2 separate regions of the Homo sapiens genome follow, and region 1 is linked to region 2. The links are chromatin loops, found by intact Hi-C in ENCODE. Cell type or tissue: Panc1. All regions are shown on one strand. Links, peaks and the distances in the headings refer to the core of each region. The heading gives the core; the rest is flanking DNA.

Evidence for each region. Peaks named below come from ENCODE experiments on the same cell type or tissue, not always from the same donor. Only the 100,000 strongest peaks of a DNase experiment are listed, where the experiment ranks them.
Region 1: it touches region 2 in a loop (2.6-fold over the local background); 27 of 110 quality-filtered maps call a loop at or near these places.

Annotation. Positions count from the first base shown.
Region 1 is chr4:79,915,831-79,918,761 of GRCh38, reverse strand. The region is part of intron 16 of ANTXR2 (ANTXR cell adhesion molecule 2); the gene reads left to right. Among named protein-coding and RNA genes, the nearest start is that of PCAT4, 90 kb to the right of the region's middle. In Panc1, for the core only: CTCF peaks have their summits at 1,207 and 1,407 (motif pointing left); a DNase peak (open chromatin) is centred at 1,411.
Region 2 is chr4:80,213,932-80,216,862 of GRCh38, reverse strand. No RefSeq gene overlaps it. Among named protein-coding and RNA genes, the nearest start is that of PRDM8, 18 kb to the right of the region's middle. In Panc1, for the core only: CTCF peaks have their summits at 1,004 and 1,205 (motif pointing right); a DNase peak (open chromatin) is centred at 1,237.

The sequences.
Region 1 (2,931 bases), core at 290-2,789, 300 kb after region 2:
TTCTGTTTCTCTATTTCTTCCTGCAAACCTGAGCTTCCATCCCCAGTGTCTTTTTTCTTCTGTCTCAAGAACTTTTCGCACTTGTTAAAAGCTATTGTGGATAAATGATCTCATATTTTGTTTGTCTGAGAATGTCTTTAGTTTTAAAGGGTATTTTCTCTGAATGGAGACATCTTAATTGATATTTTTCCCCATTTACTATTTTAGAGTGTTCCATAGCCTCGTGTCCTTCATTGTTTTTTAATAAAAAGTCAACTGTCGTGCTTATCACCATTCCCTCTTTATATCTCATTGTGGGGCAGGGTAAGGGGAAAGAGTTATGCTTTCATGACATTCTTGGTTTTCAGAAGTTTAACTCTATATTCCCTGGGTTTCTATGTATTTATCCTTCTCATGGTTAACTGAGTTTCTTTGATCTGTAAGTTTGTGTCTTCTATCAATTCTAGGAAGTTCTGAGCATTTATTTTTCAAGTAGTTTTTTAGCCCCATTTTTTGTCCTCTCCTTATGGGACACTTATTACTTATATGACAAACCATTGGATATTGTCTCATAGGGCTCAGATTCTCCTTAGTTATTTTCTTCTTTATTTTTTAATTTGAACAATATCTATTCTCCTACCTTCAAATTCAGTGAGTGTTTCTTCTGCTGTGTCCGTTCTACTTTAACACCAATCAAATACATTTTTTATTTCGGATATTGTATATTTTCTCTTTAGTTTTGGTATCCTATTATTACAGTTTCTTATTTATAGTTTCCATCTCTTCTGATGTTCCCAGTATCTTTATGCATGTTACCTGCCTTTTTTGCCAGATCTTTTATTATTTTTATCATAGCTATTTGAAGTCCATGTCTATTAACTGCAACATCTAAACCACCTGTAGATTTGCCTATATTATCTGTGTTTTCATTGATTATGAGTCATACTTTTATGCTTCTTTGTGTGTACCATAATTTGTAATTTTATACTAGATATTGGGAATTAAAAAAGAGACTCGTCTGGTAACGTTTACCCTTAGAAAAGCACATACCACTTCCTTTGTCCTGTTGCTAATCTGTAGTTAAGTTTTACTCTTACTTATTTTTAGTTCACTAGTAGCTTTCATGAATTTGAGGATAGGATTAAGGATTTGCCTTCAGTAGAGAGTTATCTCTATCTCTCTTGCTTTTTCCATTACAGTTCATCAGCAAGCTTGTAAAGTTGCAGCGGAGGTCTCTTTTGTCTCTAACTGCCACAGTCCCCTTAACTGGCCAAACTTTCTGTACCTTGGGAGACCCACTTTCAAACTGATTTTCTGCCTGCAGACTTGGACTGGCCAATGACTTGCAATCTGAGAGGGCCCCATGAGTTTTGGTGGGATACTTCTCAGTTCTGCTTCCAGGTTTCAGCAGGCTGCCACCTTGTGGTTGGGGAAGGCTCTGGGTCCCTCAGGGCTATTTTTTTTTCTTTCCTCTTGCCATGTCCCAAACCTTCAGTGGGCTGCTTCTATTCCCTTTGAGAAGGCTCCATGTGCCTTTGGAGGAGGAAATATTTCTCTACCCTCTTGCCTTTCTCCCAGCCTTCAGTTGACTACTTCTTGGCTCTCAAAGAAAGCCTCAGATACTGTGGTAGGACCTCTCCACACCAGCTTTCCTGCCATGTTCTATGCTTTTGGCAGGCCTCCGCCTTGCACTTAGTGAAGTTTATTTTAATTTGTTGGGATTTCTTTTTATTGTGTAACTGTTTTTCAAAAGTCAAACATTTACATGTTTGTATTTAATAGCATATAACAAGATATATTGAAATTTATCTCATTTACATTCTTATTCAGTCTACTCTGTACCTCTCACCTGTTGCTAACCAATTTTATTTTCAAACGAATTATTTTTTTCTTTCCCTTTAAAAATTAAGCATATGTTAATGCCAGTGTATCTTTCTTTTTTGTAATATAAAAGATGCTATAGTGTGTATACTATATGCTCCTTCATTTTAACCCCCTTCATAAATCCTGTTCATCACTCCACAATGGTGTATAGAAATTTTCCTCATTCTTTCTAACAGATGTATATTATTTATAGCATTCCATTTTCTATCTGTATCTTAATTTATTCGACTTTTCTCTTCCTGGTGGACATTTGGATCATTTTCAATTTCTTGTTAACACCAGTAATGCTACAATATTCATAAATTGCTTTCTGTTTTTTTATTGCTTTAAGGTCATATTATGAGAAATTTTTTTACTATTGATTTAAGATCTATGAAATGATCTGTATTCTAATTGAGATTAGAAAGCAGAAAACAATTTCTACATTATCTACTATGTGCCTCACAAAATAAATGTTAAGCAACTAAAAAGGTATATAGAATTCTGTCCTGATTATATCTATATCTATTTATTAATACCTTTGGGGCATCTACCTCCCATTTTGACTTATTAGGAAGCACAAAAGAAGGTATTTCCAACAAAGATTTTTATAGATATCTATATCTACATCTAGATATGTATCTTACTTGGAATTAATAATTTAGAAGCATCTATTTCATCTTATGAGGTGTGGTTTAGGTGTACCATTAACTGCCAACTGTATGCCTGAATTTCAACAAATATTTAAAAATGGGTATTTGCAAAATAAATATTAACCATATGTATAGAGTCACTGAAATTTTGCAGGTGCCATGACAGATTAAAGATACTGAATAAAAAACATTTAAAGGTAAATTTTTCAGCCAAACTCAGAACTTCTCTTCATGACATCTACTGAATATCCATATGGTGCGTGGTCTCTACTGTAAAATTGGACATTTATAGGTTGAGCTTCCATTAGAAAAGAGTATGTGGAATTTATATTTCAGCTCAAAATTTTGCAGTTTTATTTAGAGCAAAAGATAGCACAGATTCTTTATGTATATATATATATATAGAGAGAGAGAGAGAGAGAGAGAGAGAGAGAGA
Region 2 (2,931 bases), core at 193-2,692:
AGCAAACTTCCTCTCGGTAGTATTTCAAGACACCTACTAATTTACCATGCTTCCTTATTTTTATTAGACTTATTGACATTTTCACATTAAGTTCATTCTGTTTGAAAGGGAAGTCTTTTGGTGACACTTCTAAATACTGTACAGAAGGAAATTGTATCCAACAATTGGAGCAAGAACAATTTGATAACTTAAGCTCCTTGCGTTATACCATCTGAAATAAAATCTTTTCAGAGGTCCTGCACATCATATGGTTAACTAATTAAGGATTGTGACATTCTTGGGACATACCAAGGGCAACTAAAAGGGAAGTATCTTTAAACTCCCCTTTCCTTTCCTGGCCTATAGAAAGAAAGGCTCTTATAGAATTACCAGTAGTTAATATCATCCTGTGTATTTGTTAAAGGTCAACAAGAGTAAATCAGTTAATAACAACTTCCTAAAAGTTTAGGACAGGAAACAATAAACGATGTTATACTCAAATAAAAGTTGCAAGGATAATTTAGCTGGATAGAGTGTAATTGCTGAAGTTAAAATTAGCCAGGTCACCTTACTCTCATGGAAAAAAAAACTCTGGAAACCTGGCAACCAAATAAATAGATAGGAAGTTCCTTCCCATTAATAAACTTCTTTTAGTTCTATGCTGAAATGTTATTTCAAGGACACACACCAAATAATTCACCAATACTACTTTCTAAACCAAGTTTGGTCACTCACCTAACTATTACAGAGACCTAAAACATAATAAATATAAGTGTATATTATAACTACTTAATCTAATTATATTAGAATTGAAAATATTTTATAAATTACATAGTGTAACCCCATTGTTTTAAATGAGGAAACAGGTCCAGAGAAGTGACTTACCAATGTTTGGTCAGCTATGTTTACATTGGCTGTTTACCATACTACTGACATTCTGTGGGTGGTAAATATTTTTCAGAATTACCTGTAAGTGTTTTTAGCATTCTAGCTCAATGTTTTTGAGAAAGACTATGTTCAACTTTATTGCTCAATATATATAGCAGCAGCGTATACCTTTAAGTGATTGCTAAATATATAACTCAAAAGTTAAAAGTGATTTAGCAGCTAAACAGGAAAGACATCTTTTAAATAACAAAGCATAATTACACACTATCAAAAACCATTTAAAAACATTGCTTGTACTAACCATTCTGTGGTTTAAAACTTGAATTACAAGAAGATGATTCCGCCTGTCTTCCACTAGGTGGCAATATATCTTTTTCTTTAATAGTTTGTTCTTTCCCGGGCTCTGATTTTAAATGGATCTCTAGTATTTTTACTTTGAATAGATACGATGAAAGTTAAGATTGAGGAAACCTTAAGGAAGACACTTAAGAAATTGGGATATACGAGGGGAATAGACAGGGTGGTTTTATAAAAACCTGGCATCAAAACTAAAATAACAGATTCTGCTTCATATATGTTCATAATTAAAATTTACATTATATCTTACCAGATAACGTTAAACATTTGGTAGTTGTTTGTTGATTTAATTGAAATTGGGTTTGCTATTCATTATTGGTAGTGAAAAGCACTGAAATTATTTCTAGTCCTGCTCTTTCTTAATCCTTTTATTTAAAACATCATCCTCAAGGTTAGATCATGATATTTTAAAAGGCATTACTTATTTCCATAACCTGTTTTCAATCATGACTTTGGGGGAAAAAACTACAAAATCACTTATTTTTGTATAGTTAAGCCTTTAATTTAGTGTATTTATGTCGATACTTAGAGATATGTTGTTTCTGAACTAATTAGACGAACATTATTTTCTTCAAAGTAAGATAGGTTTCAGTGAACTATTTGACTAGTGTATTAGTTTCTCAGGGCTGCCATAACAAAATACCACATATTGGGTGACTTAAACAACAGAAATTCATTTCCTCACAATTCCGGAGGCTAGAAGGCCAAGAACAAAGTGTTGACAGGTTTGGTTTCTTCCGTGGTCTCTCTCCTTGGCTTGCAAATGGTCACCTTCTTACTGTATCCTCACATAGTCGCCCCTCTGTCTGTGTTATCTGTGTCCTAATCTACCCTTCATATAAGGACATCAGCCCTATTGGATTAGGACCCAACCAATAACTTAATTTTAAAGGCCCTAAATCCAAATACAGTCACATTCCAAGGTGTTGGGCGTTAAGACCTCAACATATGAACTTGGGTGAGGGGAGGGGCATAATTCAGCTCATAATAACTAGCAAGTCTGCATACACAGCATACTCCACATTTATAACCGACGTATTGTGATATAGAACCAAGAATGCTAGGTTGGAAGTTGTAATTCAAAAGCTGAGAAAAGTTCTTATAGATTATTTAATCCACTGATTCTTGACCCTTGATGCACAAAGATTTTTTTGAGGCACTAGCAATGCCCTGACAAAATACCCAGATATTATGATGAATTAATTTGGAGAGGGACCAGTCACTAGTATATTTTTAATACTTTCTAAATGTTTCTAATAGGACCACAATGAATAATCATTGATTTAGACAAATATTTCCCAGACGTGGTTAGAGAATCATCCAGAGGGTTTATTAAAATGCAAATCACAGGCCAGGTGCAGTGTGGCTCTTTCCTGTAATTCCCAGAACTTCTGGAGGCCAAGGCCGGAAGATTGCTTGAAACCAGGAGTTCAAGACCAGCCTAGGTAACAAAGCAAGACCCCATCTATACAAATTTAAAATAAAATTATCCAGGCACAGTGACATGCACTTGTAGTCCCAGCTACTCGGGAGGCTGAGACAGAGGACTGCCTGAGCCCAGGAGTTGGAGGCTGCAGTGAGCTATGATCACACCATTGCCCTCTAGCCCAGGTGACAGAGTGAGTCCCTATTAAAAAAAAAAAAAAATCAGTATCCTAGCCACTGCTGCCCTCATTCTGAATCTCCAGAAATTAGAGCCAAGCCTAT